Regions from separate parts of the Homo sapiens genome. Here region 1 is linked to region 2. A link is a loop called in an ENCODE intact Hi-C map of the cell type or tissue named here. Cell type or tissue: heart left ventricle. All regions are shown on one strand.

Region 1 (8,000 bases), 40 kb before region 2:
AAGAGGCTTCACCTGCCGGCTGTTTAAACGTTACGTTTGAGGGTTCGAGGTCAGGAGAGGGAGAACAGGTTGATCCCAGGATGCCGGGCACCTGTTGGGGAATCAGCAGCAACCTGGGGGCCGGGGGGTCTGTTCCAGGTCGGGCAACTCTGCCCCTTCCTGGCTCCTCTTACAGAACATGGTGGCAAGGGATTCCTGGGGAAAAGAGGCAGATGCAGGCCCGAGGCTCTGCCCTGGACCTGGCAGCAGCCTCAGGGAGCCCACGGTTGCCTGCAGCAGTCAGACACTTGCTCTGTTTTTCTGCCCCATCCTAAATGAAAAGAGGCTGGAGAGAGCGTTGTGTGCGGGTCAGGCACCTGTTCCTGGCAGGAAGGAAAGGCAAGAGAAGGGAGTCTCTCTCACCTCCCCGATCCCTCCTCTTCCATCTGCTTGGAGTTCTTGCTCCCTGGTTTGAAACATTGCCGTGACTGTGCCCCTGGTACACATTAAAAGGCTTTGGGGTTTATTTTTATTTCGCTTGGCTCAGAGGGATGGAAAGATGGTCTGGTTTGGCAGCTGCCTGCAGGGAGGACCTTGGGGTGTCCAAGAAAATCAGTGTGTGCTTTAAAAGAAATCAGGCGGGATGACAGGAAATCGGGAGGCGGTGCCAGGAGGAGCTCACACTCCCTCCTCTATCTCGGTGAGGGGAGGGGCGGTAGGCCCAGAGTGGCTGGGACAGGTCGGGGAGGCAGATGACAGGAAGAGGCCCAAGTAAGGAGGCTGGCTTGGCTCCCAGCCTCTCTGATCTGCTCTGTAAAATGGGCTTGTTCTGTCCCCCTGGGGTGCTGGCATGCGAGGGAGACCAGGCCCAGGCAGCAGAGCAGCCACCTCCACGCAGGCCTGGGGCCTTCCTGGGCTCTGGGGAATCAGGGGCATCCCCCCACCTCCCCGTTTTACAGACTCGGAGACCGAGGCTTAGAGAGGTGGCCTGAGCTCTGTCGGGGGCAGGGCAGGGCTGGGGCATCAGGGGTGTGTCCCCAGCTTCCCAGATGCTCAGGCACCCCTGCCGAGGCTCACCAGGGCACCTCTCTCAACCCAGATCACATCTGCCCCTCTTAAATATCCGGGCCAGATGCGGATGTAAGCATGGTGAGGATTCTCTCATTTCAACCTCCCAGCCCTCAGCTGAGGCACAGGCATGCTGAATACCCCCATTGTCAAGGCGAAGGAGTCGGCACAGAGAGGTTAAGACCCTCATCCAAGCTCACACAGCCACTGTGTGGAAAGGGCAGGAATTGAAGCCAGCACTTCTGACACCAATGCTTCCTGCCCCTCACCCCGACTCCGCCTCCCCAGGCCCCTAGGGCGGCAAGACCCCAGGCCGTGCCTCTCCCCATCTCATGCCAGTGGGGCCTGGCTTCCCGGTTGTTTATGACCTCTTCTGGGTGGACTCCACGGGTTTTCCTCCTCCTCCCCCAGCTCAGGCTGAGCCCAGGTGCAGAGATTCACCTGTTCACGGTTTTCTTCCCTCCCCACTCCCCTCTGCCCTCCCCCGGGGTCTGACAGCAGCAGCAACAACAGCAGCAGCAGCAGCAGCAGCAGCAGCAGCAGCAGCCCATGCCCCGCAGCAGCCAGGAGGAGAAAGATGAGAAGGAGAAGGAAAAGGAGGCGGAGAAGGAGGAGGAGAAGCCGGAGGTGGAGAACGACAAGGAAGACCTCCTCAAGTAAGGCAGCCTGCTGTCCCCTGCAGGGCCCGGCCGCTGACCCAACCCGGGTGGCACACGGTTCTGGGGGACCCTTTGTAGAGACGGGTGGGGTGCCCACCAATTGCCTGTGAGCAGGGGGGAGGGCTTTCTGCTCGTTTGCCCCTGACAGCCCCCCTTCCGGAAGCCCACCCATCGCCCTACTCCTCCTCCCTGGCTCCCCCCTCTCCTCCGCCCTCGCTTTCTTTCTCCAACCCTCTGGAGACTTTAGAGACTGATAGCTCATTTGAGCTCCACTCCTGAGCTAATAAATCCAGGCAATGACTTTGGAACTCTCTGCCTCCCTGCTTCCTCCCGCTCTTTCCTCCTGAGGCGCCAGGAAGGGGGAAAGGGGGATCAGAGGCCCTCCTGGAAGGACTAGGTGTGCAGGCGGCTGCTGTCACCTTTAGAATCATCGATGGCAGTGTGAGTTCTTGCAGATCAAGGCACAGCCTCACCGCGGGGGCCGTGACAGCCTCCTGTGCCTGCCAGGGGCTGCAGGAGTGCAGCCAGCTGGAGAAAGGGGGGCGGCACGACTTAGCGCCAGGTACCTGTAATGGGCTCAGGAATTTGGCTTCAGAGAACATCTGGCTTCCTCACCCCGTCTCCCAGACGCTTCCAGCAAGGGCCTTTCAGGAAGATGAATGGGAAGGCAGAGGTGATCAATCTGAGCCTCCCGCAGTAAAACTCTCCCCAGTCACTTCTGCGAGAGCCCCAGCTCGGGTATCGAGGTTGTGAGCACCCCCACACACCACAGCTAGGCCTGCAGGCTAGGCCTGCATAAAACCAGCAAGAGAGTTTCCTCCTGCCAATGTCTAAGATGATGCCCGGCCCTTGATAATACTGAAGGCCAATGTATTGCCTCTTATAGAGCCCCTCTGGAAATAGCTCCTCTGTGGCGAATAAAATGGCCCTATAAATTGCTGCCAGCCCACGCCCCCATTTAGTTCACCAAATAGTCTTGCAGACAGTATCTCTCTATTTGGTGCATAAAATGGTCTTGCAGATAACCACCAGCCCAGAAGAAAGTAGCCTTGCAGGAAAGCTCCCAGTACCTCCCATTTGGGGAATAAAATAGCCAGCCAATTAACTACCTGTCCACATGGCCTTATTGGTGAATTAAGTTGATAGCCCAGGTTACACCCCCATCCTTTCTTTTTCTTTTTTTTTTTTTTGAGACAGGGTCTTGTTCTGTCACCCAGGCTGGAGTGCAGTGGTATAATCATGGCTCACTGCAGCCTCGACCTCCCAGGCTCAAGAGATCCCCCTACCTTAGCTTCCCAAGTAGCTGGGACCATCAGCATATGCCACCACGCCTGGCTAATTTTCTGATCTTTTTCTTTTGTAGAGATGGAGTCTTGCTGTGTTGCCCAGGCTGGTCTTAAACTCCTGGGCTCAAGCAGTCCTCCAACTTCGGCCTCCCAAAGTGCTGAGATTACAGGTGTGACCCAGCACACCTGGCCGCAACTCCCTTTTGAGAAATAGCATGGTGTTGTCCTGCCAGCTGTACTCCCACTTCTGGTGAACATGGAGCCCCTGCAGACTTGCCCCTGGCCACCCTCACCTCAGGCCTCTCCCCCTCTTTCCTAGCGTCCGATTAGTGCCATGGCTGGCAGCCAGTGCAAATCCAGCTAAAGAAACAGTCTCCTCCAGTGGCTGTTTGATTTCCCGGCTCGGGTGAAGCCATCCTATCTCCCCTCTCTGGCCTGTAGGGAGAAGACAGACGACACCTCAGGGGAGGACAACGACGAGAAGGAGGCTGTGGCCTCCAAAGGCCGCAAAACTGCCAACAGCCAGGGAAGACGCAAAGGCCGCATCACCCGCTCAATGGCTAATGAGGCCAACAGCGAGGAGGCCATCACCCCCCAGCAGAGCGCCGAGCTGGGTGAGCTGGGGGCCAGGGATGCGGGTGGGGAAGGGGCTGGAGACACGGCGGGTTGCGCTCATATGAAAGTTTCGTGCAATTTGAGTTAATTGGCAACAGCCAAGGGGTTGGTGTAAGTCATGGTTGGAGTCAAATCCCAGCGCTACCTACTGGATGTGCTGTGTGGCCCAGCATGAATTCCTGAACCTCTCTGTGCCTCAGGGTCCTCATGTTCTCAGTGGGAGGAATCGGTGGTTACCTCTAACGTGGGGGGACAGTTGTAGTCACTTGCTATGTGAGAAGCACCTAGAACAGTGCCTGGGGTGTAGGAAGAGTTCAGTGGCTTCAACCACAGTGATTTCAGAGCAGGGAGATGTCACAAAAAATTCCCAGTGACCAGTTCCGGATTTTTTGGTTGTCGTTTTTAAAACAGAAGATCTGGCCACGCTTGGCCCAGGTTCCCATGAGGTGGCTGTTGTTGGGAGCCGAGTAACCACCACTCCTTCTTAGAATGTCATGGGCTCTACTTGTCCCCACCCAGCCTCTACCCTGGTAGGCATCTGGTTTTGTACCTTCACTTCCGTGGGCCTCAGTTTCCCCTTCTGTTGAGAAGGGTGTTCATCCCTCACTACCCTCCCAGAAAGTAGAAAAAAATGAGATGATGTGAGTGGCAGTTCCCAAGATTCGCCGCAGGGGGCAGCGGTGTGCGTCTGTTGTCTCTACTTTGTTTAGCTGTTAGGGTCCAGCCCTCCAGCCACTGCGGGAACCCACCCAGGGGCCCAAGCGCTCAGGCCGAAGCCCCGCCTGCCAGGGCTCATTCTCAGGGTGGAGATGCTGCTTCATCTCCCACAGACCCCCACCGTCCCCTGGGGTCCGGGTCATGCACCTGTCTCTTCTTCTCGTGGGATGTAGTTTGGACCTATTTCATAAATGGCCCACTCGAAGCTCAGAGAGGAAACGTTCCCTCTCTAAAAATTTCATTGTAGCTGGGGTTAGAACTCAGCCCCATTGGCCACAGAGCCTATGCAGCTCCTGCAGATATTTTCCAGCTGCCTCTTGGTGGCGGTGTACTTGGAGGCCCAGGGTGAAAGGGCTTTCTTCCTGCCTGATCTCTGGGGATAGTCCTCTCGGACCCAAGGCTGATGCTGGGGGCTCAGCCGCAGGGTGGAAAACACACTCCTAGGCCTTCCATGTCTCTTCTGGCACTGGGCACCCTCAGCACCCCTGGCACCCCTGGCTTCTGTAGGCTTCCTCTGGGAGTCCTGTGGGGAGGAATGGGAGCATCGATGAGGTCCCAGAGAGGCCCAGGCTGTGGCTGCAGAGATGGGGGAGGCTGGGGTGGCTCTGGCCTGTCGGGGCTGATGGGGCTGCCCATGGGGGTGGGGGCCGTCTCCCCTCTTCTGCTGGAACCTTCCGCCACTCCTCAGCCAGCCTCTGTTGGACACATACTCCCCCTGGCGCAGTTCCAGGTGCTGAGTCCATGGAGCTGACGTCCCTCGCACCCACCCCACTCATGGGTCTTAAGCAACTGGAAAGGAAGGGCCAGGGCTCACATCCAGAGGAGCTCGGCAGACAGACCCAAAAATAGTGCCACTGCAGAGATGCAGCCACCTCCAGCCAACCCCAAGGCCAGGTTGTGTCCCTTCCCAGTAACACCAGAAGCCCCTCCTTGTCCTGGATGAGTGGGGGTATGAACATTCCCTCTGGAGCAGGGCTTCTCCGCCATGGGCGATTTTACTCCCCCACTAGGGGACGCCAGGCAGTGTCTGTGAACAGTTTTGATGGTCACAATTGGAGTAGGGTTGCTGGAGTCCAGCGTGCAGAGTCCAGGGTTGCTAAGCATCCTGCCGTGATGGGACAGCCCCACAGTAATAGAAGAGCTGGGCTCCGAGAGGGTCCTCGGTCAGATGAGGTCCCGGCCCACCTGAAGCTTGTGTCCCACTGTCGCCACGTCACCAGGTGACCCCTTTCCCAACAGAGTGCAGGCAGAGGCAGTCATGGTCAAGGCCCTTGACTGCTTCAGTGTCCCCTTCTATAAAATGGGGTGATCGCAGGTGCCCCGACTTCAGCGGCTTGTGTGGAGGTTGGCCCCGACCAACGGCACGTGGGACTGCCCAGCACAGCTCCAGCCCAGCATAAAGGCTCAGGGAGTCAGGTGCCACGGTGGGTACTGGCTGGGGAGGGGCGTCTGAAATGTGGCCTTCCCACGGGGTTCAGAGCCGTGCGGTGACACCGTCAAGGCCTGGTCTACTCCCTCCCTGGCTCAAAGGAGAGAAAAGGGCAGAAGGCAAAGTGCCTCCTCTCCCGGCTCCTGCCAATAACCTGGCATCTTCTTTTCAGCCTCCATGGAGCTGAATGAGAGTTCTCGCTGGACAGAAGAAGAAATGGAAACAGCCAAGAAAGGTGAGGGGTGTGTGGCGGCTTTAAGCCTTGTTGGTTTGCATCCAGGGCGCCTGAAGCTCACGTGCTGGGGAGGGTGTTGACACATTTGGCCTTGAGCCAGGGGCTGTGGTGAGGCCTCTGGTGAGGTTCTGGTTCTGGGCTGTTCTCAGGTTTGTCACCCTGGAGCCTCAGTTTTACCTTCCAGAAAATGGGTCTGTGCAGCTGCGCTGTCAGGCTTGTCTTTGTGACTTGAGGGCGCAGCTCAGAGAGACACAGCTTGTGCTGTGCATGTAGTCAGCGAGTGGCTTCTGGGTGACCTCTGTGGCCAGCACCTCTGGGCCTTGGGGACAGAGCAGTGGCAGCACACCTGGGTATCTCGGGACAGTCAGAGCTTGCCGGCGGCCATCTCGGTAGAGTCCTGGGGTCAGGGAGACCTGCAGGGCGTTCATCCAGCCCTTAGAGCCCCAAAGGTCCTATCCTGGGCTCAAGTGTGCTGGGGCTTTGGAAACCTGTCTCAGGTTTGAGCACCCCAATCTGGGTGACGGGTTCTGGAGTGGATGGGGACACCCAGGCCGTTGGGGACAGTCGTGGGAGTGGCTCACACGGCAGGGAGCCAGCAGGCATTGGTGCTGGCAGCAGAAGCCATCCCGAGCAGATGGCCTTGTGATGTGCAGCACCGTGGGGGCTGGGGTCCAGTGCCTCCTAAGCCGGATCCCCTCTCAGCTGTGCTGTCTCCTGGCCAAGATCTTTACTTCCCAGCACAGTGACCTGCCTCTGGGCCTCGGTTTGCCCGTCTGTTGAGTGGGAGGGTCGTCTAGGTTGGCTGTGCGGAATCAGATAACCCTGTGTGAGGGCCCATGGTGGGCTGAGTGGGAGCGAATCTCCTCCCTCCCTCGGCCGTGCCTGGCCTGGGGCAGGGGCTGTCGGAGCTGGCGCATCACTGGCAGCACTGCTGAGGCCGGGGCAGCACCTGGCTCCCACGGCACGCTCACTCTCGGTTATCTAAGAGGTGGGGCCTGCTCCTGTCCCCGCCCATGTCCCTGTTTGTGGGCAAGGAGCCAGGAAGCAGAGGCCAAGGAGTGCCACGGGTTCCGGAGCTGGTGTGTGGGGCTGGGAGCAGGCCCAGGCCCCCACTCCCCGTCCCTGTCCCGTGCTTGGTCCCGTGGCCCTGCTGGAGTCGAGGCTGTCTGTGACGTGCGGTTTCTTTGTGCAGAAAGCTCCAGGTCGTGACTTATGGAGGGAACAAAGGCCCTTTATAGCAAACGCTCTTGGCACATAAGGGCAGGTGTATCTGAGAACAGCCTGGATCACGGGGCTCCTGGGCCCGGCCCCGTCCTCCACTGTAGTTGTGGGGGGTGCTGAGGGTCCCCACAGCCCTGAGAAGACCCCCACAGCCCCCGCCCTCACCCCGGGACCCTGCCCCTCGCCCTCAGAGCTCCTCCGGGGGCAGTCTGCCCTCCGCCCCCCAGGCTGAGGTGAACCTGGACCCAGAGAGACCCTCGCACCATTCAGGAAGGAGGGCCTGCCTGCCGCTGCAGGTCAGGCTCTGTGTGTGGTGAGTGAGAGGCATGCCAGCGGGGCCTGGGCACTGTATCCAGCTGGTAGGGCCTGGGCACTGTATCCAGCTGGTAGGGCCTGGGGCTGCTGTCAGCCCCCAGAGAGGCCACATTGTTGTTTCTCTGTCTTTAATGTCCACTTGGTGGTTTCTGGCATGTATTTCATTATAGGCTGCAAAAGAAGCTTTATTGAAATTGTGTGATTCCCGCCGCCTTTTATTTAATTTTGAGATGATACACATGGCACGAAGCTCAGCATTCTAACCACTGGAAAGTGAACATCTCAGTGGCATGAAGTACATCTGCATTGGTGTGCAACCCTCACCACTGCCTAGTTCCAGAACTTTTTCTCACCCCAGATGGAAATCCCATACCCATTAGCAGTCCCTCCCAGGGCCCCGCCCCAGCCCTACCAGCCCCTGGCAGCCACTAATGCACTCTCTGTCTCTGTGGATTGGCCTGTTCTGGGCGTTTCCA
Region 2 (8,000 bases):
GGAGAGGCCATCAAAACCGGGCAGCCCCCCCACCCTGGGAGAGTCCGGCTGTGGGCCCCCAGCTGATGGTGCTCGTGTGCCCGCAGGCTGCTGTCCCCAAGGCCCAGCCTCCTCACCCCGACTGGCGACCCCCGGGCCAATGCCTCACCCCAGAAGCCACTGGACCTGAAGCAGCTGAAGCAGCGAGCGGCTGCCATCCCCCCCATCGTGAGTGCCCACCCCCAGAGCCCCACAGAGTCCACCCTGACCTTGACTTTCCCATTCATTGAGACAGAGAATCCCACGGGCGGGAGCATGCACCTGCAGCCTAGCTCATCCGCTTCTGTTTCCTGGAGAAATCCCCGTGGAGCTGAGGTGGGAACAGCTGGGGAAGCTGGCAGGCGTACCGGGTGGGGCTCCCAGTGAAGGCGGGAACTGGCGGCCTAAGGCCTCCCCCCTTCCACCCCGCAGCACCCTTGAACCCCCAGATTAGATACTGGGTCATGGGGAGGCAGGAGCTTCCCCCACCCACTCAGCTATAGCAACAGCTTGGCCAGGGAAGGGTGGCCTACCAGTTCTGATCCTGGGGCCCTCTGGGAACACCCTCCTGGAAGGTTCTCTCAGCTGGGTGCGTGGGCCCTTGGAGGTGCCTTCTCCAGGGAGGTGAGTCTGGCCTTCCCAGTTGCAACTGGGGGCTCCGGGCTAAAAGACCCTGAGCTGACCAGGCTGGTGGTCCCTTGGGACTTTGAGTGATGGGCTCAGGGCGTGTCAGGCTACACGGCCCAGTCCCCGAGGCCCACAGAATCCTGTTGCTCAGTCCTGGCTTCCCTGAGACCCAGAGGATTTGGGTCCACAGAAGGAGCTGGAGGAGAGAGTCACAGCAGGCTCTAGCCTCCTGTCCACCACCAGGCTGCTAGGCCAGGCTTTTTGGGAGGTGGGCTCCCCCTGTCCATCACCAGGCAGCTGGGCTAGGCTTTCTGGGGAGGTGGGTTCCCCCTGTTCACTACCAGGCAGCTGGACCAGGCTTTTTAGGAGGTGAACTCCCCCTGTCCATCACCAGGCAGCTGGGCCAGGTTCTGGGAGGTGGGTCCCCCTGTTCACCACCAGGCAGCTGGGCCAGACTTTTTAGGAGGTGAGCTCCCCCTGTGCACCACCAGGCAGCTGGGCCAGGCTTTTTGGGAGGTGGGCTCCCCCTGTCCATCACCAGGCAGCTGGGCCAGGTTCTGGGAGGTGGGTCCCCCTGTTCACCACCAGGCAGCTGGGCCAGGCTTTTTGGGAGGTGGGCTCCCCCTGTCCATCACCAGGCAGCTGGGCTAGGCTGTCTGGGGAGGTGGGTTCCCCCTGTTCACCACCGGGCAGCTGGGGCAGGCTTTCTGGGGAGGTGAGCTCCCCCTGTTCACCACCGGGCAGCTGGGCCAGGCTTTCTGGGAGGTGGGCTTCCCCATGTGCTCTGTGCTAAGACCTCCCTTTCTTGCCGCACCTGGGACCTTGAGCATGTCGCTGGCTTTCCCGGGCCTTGGTTTCCAGGCTGGTCGCGTGCATGTCTCTCCCTGACCCTGTCACTTTCAGACACCCTCTGTGAATGCTCACTTCTGCCTGCTTCCCTCAGCAGGTCACCAAAGTCCATGAGCCCCCCCGGGAGGACGCAGCTCCCACCAAGCCAGCTCCCCCAGCCCCACCGCCACCGCAAAACCTGCAGCCGGAGAGCGACGCCCCTCAGCAGCCTGGCAGCAGCCCCCGGGGCAAGAGCAGGAGCCCGGCACCCCCCGCCGACAAGGAGGGTGAGTGCACACCAGTGGCTGAGTGGGGCTGGGGCAGCAGGGGACTGACGGGCAAGGGATGTTTGTGTGTCTAGAGCAGCTGCTGCAAACCCCATGGCCACAGTGGCAGGGAAAGCAAAGTAAACGAATGGAACAGTTGAGCAGGGGGAGGCAGTTGGGAATGGTAGGGACTGCGGCAAATTGGAGAACTCTTGTTTTCTCTAAAGTGGGCACGTATTGGCCTTGGCCAAGAGTCACCCCGTGGCAAATCAGGCCTGGGGTGGTTCTTCCAGCAAAGCCAGAAATCCATCTTATGTGAAATCCCCCTGGTCCCTGGTTTCTCAACACTGGCAACTTCTCAAAATTTTCAAAAGCATTGTGAACACGCAAAAACATGTCTACAGCCCAGCCTCTGATTCGGTGTGAATCAGTCCACGCAGGAGCTTCTGGAATCACAGATGGGGCCCAGCACCCGGCTGGCAGCAGCTCTGGGGCCTGGGCAGGAAGGGCTGCCCTCCCCAGCTGGCATCCTGACCTTGCTCCAGGCCCAGGTCTCTGGGTTCACCAGGAGCCAGGGTTGGGGGTGACTCCCGAGCCGCTGTGTCACAGGGACTGCCCCGGGCACACCTCACTGTCATCACGTGAAGCTCAAGGTCAGGAGACAGGCGGGCGTGATTGCTTGTTCTCTGGATCTTCAATCTCTGCCCCACTTCCCACTAGGCCCAAGAAATTCTGAACCTGTGTCCCCAAAGAGGCATCTTCTCCAGGTCAGCCTGGCACGCAGCAGGTGCTGTTGTGCCTTGCAGGTGTTGGGGGCTGCTTCCCCAGAGGTTCCCCACCCTGGGCTAGCCCCGGCGCTTGCTGGCAGGCTGCTCCAAAGGTCTGAGGGCAGCAGGACACCAGGCCGACCTCCTGACCAGCACAGCCCAGGGACAAATCCGGGTGACTGGAGCTACCATCAGCTGTCCCCTCCCCGCTGCCTTGGGTGTGACATCCCCCTTCTCTTTTTTTTTTTTTTTTTTTTGTTTGAGACGGAGTGTCACTCTCGCCAGGTTGGAGTGCAGTGGCACAATCTCCGCTCACTGCAACCTCTGCCTCCGGGGTCCACCGAGGCTGCTGGGTCAGGACATTTGTTGAAAACCCAAGGCCCCAGGCACCATGCTGGCAGAGCGGGGATTAGGTAGGGAGAAGAGGAAGTCTCTGCTCTGGGGAGCTGCTGTTGTTTTGAGTGAGGAGGATGTTAAACCAGGGAACACGTAACGAAGCAAGATGGTTTTAGAGTCGTTCATCCACCATGAGAAACAAAACGGGTTGAGTGAAGAGCGGCTCCGGGAAGGACCCTGTGGAGTGGGAAGCAGCCCCGCAGTGGGAGCTCTCTGGGTGGGCATTGCGGGCAGAGGGAACAGCACAGGGAAAGGCCCTGGTGTGGAAACACGCTCGGGGTGTGTGAGGAGTCGCCGGGGGTGGTTGTGGCCAGGGAAGGGTGGGCGGGTGGACAGTGAGGGAAGTGGGGACCGGATTGTGTGGGGCCTCTCAGGCCACAGCGGGCAGTGGATTTTGTCTCAGGTGTGGCAGGGGCTGCTGGAGGGATTTGAAGTGAGCGTGTGTTGCGGAAGGGGAAGGAGGTGCTTGTTATCTGATTTGTATCTTGGAAAGCTCTGTCTGGCCGTTGTTGAGTCAAGGGCAGCAGCGGGAGGTCACAGCGCAGCTCTTGGCAGGCGACAGAGGCTGCCTGAACCGCACAGGTGGCCGTGGAGGTGGAAGGAAGGGCGCATCGGGAGTTTGTTTTGGAGGCAAAGCCAGTGGGGCGTTGAACCCGGTGTGGGGATGACGCCAGGGATGTCTCGCTGGAACTGGGATGCCCCATGACCAGGGCTGGGCTACCTGGGGCCAGGGTACAGTGTGCGGCCCAGGGTGTGGCTCTGGGAGACGTTGCAGGTTTGGGGCGCCAGCCCGGGAAGGAGCTGTGTATCCATGTCAGGGGCCCCAGCAGCTTTGGCCAGCGTCAGATCTGATCAGGGCTGGAACTGCACGGTGCCAGCCAGGTCCTGCTGAGCCAGGTCGCAGGCCCCTGTCCTGGGAGAAAGGGAGCCACCGGCCAGCAGTTCCCGCGGCTGGCACTCAGCCCGTTGGTGTGGCCAGGGCCTGTGCCGTTTCCTGGCCTCATTCCCCGTGGGGACGGTGCACCTGGCGTTAGGCCCTGCATGCCTTTCTTGCACAGCCTGGCTTGCAGCTCAGCTCCCGCAGGGACACACATGAACTTGACACCCAGCGCTACCTCTCTGGTCTCTCAGGAAGCCAGCCTATTCTGCCCCTGGCTCCCACACAGAGCGGCTCAGCCAAGCAGGTCCCTCGGGGCCCCCTGGGCCCAACTGGAGGAACAGGTTGTCTCTCCAGGCTCTCGGCCGCCCGCCCAGCCTGGCCTAGCCCCAGTTTGCCTTCCAGCATCGAACAGCTCCCCTCCTCTCTCTCCCAACTCTCTGGAACTGGGCTGGAGGAAGCACCAGAGGCTTACAGGGCTGGGTAGCCAGAGGGGCCAGGTCCAGGGCGTTTGCAGGATCTCCAGATGTGAGGCAGGCCCTGTACAGGTGCCTCCACTGGGGACTGGTTAAGAATGAGAATTCCCCTGCATCTGTGCCCCCTGCCTCCTGTGGGCTGCCCACCTCGCCAGGGCACAAGTCCAGGGGAAACAGTCTTCAAGGAGAGAATTGGGGGCAATTTGGTACATAGGCCTTCTTGCCCACCTGCTCTGCTCACAGCAGGCATCATTAATTGATCTTAGCACTCTCCTCCGCTGTCACACCCTGATGGGCCCTCAGAACCTCCTTTGTTCATCTGGAGGCGGCGTGATAGATGACACCTGCCTGCCATTCCTGTCCCAGAACCCAGAGGGCTCCGTCATTCCCAAGTTGTGTCTCTGCTCAACTTCTTGGCCGGTTATCTCTCCATAGGATTGGTCCTCAGGGAGAGGTTCAGAGCTGAGGACAGATTTCAGCAAAGGGCGAGAGGCCAGCAGGAAGATGCCATGAAGCCAGGCCTGAGCCCCGGGGCCCCGCTGAGTTTACAGGATCTCCCCAGGCCTGAAATCTAGGACCCATCATTGCTTCTCTGCCGCAGGCCATGTGGCATAGCAGTCTGGATTAAGGCCATGGTCTGCAGCCCCAGTGCCTGGGTTCGAAGCCGCTATCTGCCACTTGCTAGCTGGGGCCTTTGACCAGGTGGCTTAACCTCTCGGCTTCCATTTTCCCGTCTGTGAAATGGGGACAGTCAGTCAGTTCCTTGTAGGGTGCTGTGAGAATAAATGAGTGAACACGCTTACATTGCTGTCAGCCGTGGAGCCCTGAGAGAGCATGACCTCTCGGTAATGCCCTTTGCACACTCCGCCTGGTAAGTAGCCCTGCCTGAGCTTGGCTTCTCAGCCAGCCAGCGCACAACCGCTGCTTGCACTGGCTCAGTGGGCTTCTGATCCTGACTCGGCTAAGTATTTGCTGGTGAACTCAGATGAGCCCATTGGTGTGTCTGTACCTCAGTTTCCCCTCTGTAAAATGTGTCTGGCAGCAGTCTCTGTGTGAGCTTAACCGGAGGCTCATGGAGGCCGTGGGATGCTGAGCACAGTGCCTGTGCTGAGTACCACTCAGCAAACTGAGGCTGACGCTGTGGTTGTTACTTGGAGGGTCTGGGCTTATAACCCCCCACTGCCCGCCACAACACACACACACAGGCGCACACACATCCATGCACTCGCACACACATGCACGTGCACGTGCACACACATCACAGGTTACCTCCTTCAACATTGTGTACAGGCACACACACATCCATGCACTCACACACACGCACATACACGTGCACGTGCACATACACACATCACAGGTTACGTCCTTCAACATTGTGTACAGGCACATACACACATCCATGCACTCACACACACATGCACATGCACGCGCACACACATCACAGGTTATCTCCTTCAACATTGTGTACAGGCACACACACACATCCATGCACACACACACATCCATGCACTCACACGCACGCACGTGCGCGCGCGCACACACACATCACAGGTTACCTCCTTCAACATTGTGTACAGGCACACACACATCCATGCACTCACACACACATGCACGCACGTGTGCACACACACACACCACAGGTTACCTCCTTCAACATTGTGTACAGGTGCACACACACATCCATGCACTCACACACACATGCACGCACGTGCGCACGCACACACACATATCACAGGTTACCTCCTTCAACATTGTGTACAGGCGCACACACACATCCATGCACTCACACACACATGCACATACACGTGCACGCGCGTGCGCGCACACACACACACACATCACAGGTTACCTCCTTCAACATTGTGTAGAGCACAGGCCAGCAAGCTTTTCCTGCAAAGAGCCGGAGAGTGAACATTTTAGGCTTTGTGGGCCAGACAATCTCTGTTGCAAGGATTCAGCTCTGCCATAGACAATACATAAATGCACAGATGTGGCCACGCTCCAGTAAAAGCGTATTCACAAAGTCAGACGGCGGGGCCAGGCGTGGGGGCTCACGCCTGTAATTCCAGCACTCTGGAGGCCAAGGTGGGAGGATCTCTTGAGCCCAGTAGTTCAAGACCAGCCTGGGCACACATAACAAGACCTCATCTCTACAAAAACAAAATATAAACTAGCCAAGCATGGTGTGGTGACACGTGCTTGTAGTCCCAGCTACTTGGGAGCCTGAAGTGGGAAGATCCCTTGAACCCAAGAGTTCAAGACAAGCCTGGGGCAACATAGCAAGACCCCATCTCTACAAAAGTAAAACAAATTAGCCAGGCATGGTGCGGTGGTGGGCGCCTGTATTCCCAGCTACTTGAGAGGCTGAGGTGGGAGAATCACTTGAGCCCAGAGGTGAAGGCTGCTGTAAGCCGTGACAGCACCACTGCACCCCAGCCTGAGTGACAGAAGGAGACCCTGTCTCAAAAAAATTAGGGGGCAGACAGACCCTCTGAGATACCATTTGCCACCTCCTGGCTTAGAGGCCTGTCCAGGGACCTTGGCTTGCTGGGCTTGGTTGAGTGCTTGTGGGGTTGCAAAGCCAGAGGGTCCCGTTCTCGTCCTCAGCGGCAGCTGAGAGCCCCCAGCTCAGACCTTGAGATCCCCTCCCCTGCTGAGCAGAATACCATGGGGTTACAGAGCAGCGCCCAGGCAGGCAGACTTGGGGGGCTTCCCGGAGGAGCCCAGGCCGTCACAGGCCACCACTACTGTGGGTGCAGGAAGGCCATTTGTGTAGGGTCAGCCAGGGCTCCCGAGGTCTGACTGCCCCACCTCCTGCCCTCAGCAGAGAAGCCTGTGTTCTTCCCAGCCTTCGCAGCCGAGGCCCAGAAGCTGCCTGGGGACCCCCCTTGCTGGACTTCCGGCCTGCCCTTCCCCGTGCCCCCCCGTGAGGTGATCAAGGCCTCCCCGCATGCCCCGGACCCCTCAGCCTTCTCCTACGCTCCACCTGGTAAGTAGCTCCGCCCGAGCTTGGGCTTCTTCAGCCAGTGCACAATCGCTGTTTGCACTGTTTGCACTGGCTCAGAGCTGCACACAGAAGCATCTTAAAGCCTTATGGGACCTGGCTGGAGGAACAGCCTGGTCAGTGGAGGGAAAGGGGGAGATCTTTTAAGAAAGCTGCCCCAGGGTTGAGATGGAAGCCACTGGCAAGAGGGAGCCACAGCAGGTGCTTGAGCTGGTGAGGGGCAGGCTTAGAGTGGGAGCTATGTTTTCCGTTGACGGCTTAGAGCTAGAGAATGGGCAGATGGTAGAAGAGCCTGGGGAGGGAGCAGAGGCGCTACCTTGGTTCACAGACTCTGTGAGGCTGCATTTCGGCCCTGTTCTAGGTCCTGCAGTCCTGCTGGGCCTCACCAGCTGTAAAGCAGCACAGCCGGGGGCTGGTACAGACTGCTGTTGGTAAAGGCTGGTCCCGAGGGATGCGTGGGCCAAGGGAGCCAGAAGAACAGGGAAAGTCATGCCAGGCAGACGGAACAGCAAGTGCAAAAGCCCAGAGGCAGGAGAGAGCAGGCAAAGCTTGAGAAACTGAATCTGGCCACCACTGCCGAAGCTCGGTGCCCAGTGAGCTGGGGAGACCCAGGGGCCAGGTCAGGCGAGCCTGAAGGCCAAGTCGGGGGCTAAGACTTTCTCCTGAGGACAGTGGGAGCCATCGAGGGCACACAGCACAGGGAGGGTGTGCACCAGTAGACTTTTCCAAAAAGGTCCTTTT

What was found. Peaks named below come from ENCODE experiments on the same cell type or tissue, not always from the same donor. Only the 100,000 strongest peaks of a DNase experiment are listed, where the experiment ranks them.
Region 1: a loop joins it to region 2, with 1.8 times the contacts of the local background. A loop is called at or near these places in 8 of 110 quality-filtered maps.

What each region holds. Positions count from the first base shown.
Region 1 is chr12:124,396,107-124,404,106 of GRCh38, reverse strand. It overlaps NCOR2 (nuclear receptor corepressor 2), which reads left to right. Exons shown (of 49, transcript NM_006312.6): 16 at 1,546-1,703; 17 at 3,434-3,606; 18 at 5,926-5,988. Among named protein-coding and RNA genes, the nearest start is that of MIR6880, 63 kb to the right of the region's middle. RefSeq lists enhancers at 177-820, 821-1,465, 4,421-4,920. In heart left ventricle, a CTCF peak has its summit at 4,278; DNase peaks (open chromatin) are centred at 760 and 5,059; H3K27ac peaks cover 3,637 bases.
Region 2 is chr12:124,355,886-124,363,885 of GRCh38, reverse strand. NCOR2 (nuclear receptor corepressor 2) reads left to right here. Exons shown (of 49, transcript NM_006312.6): 23 at 87-207; 24 at 1,589-1,760; 25 at 7,104-7,244. Among named protein-coding and RNA genes, the nearest start is that of MIR6880, 23 kb to the right of the region's middle. In heart left ventricle, no CTCF peak of the experiment used is centred here; a DNase peak (open chromatin) is centred at 4,095; H3K27ac peaks cover 2,536 bases.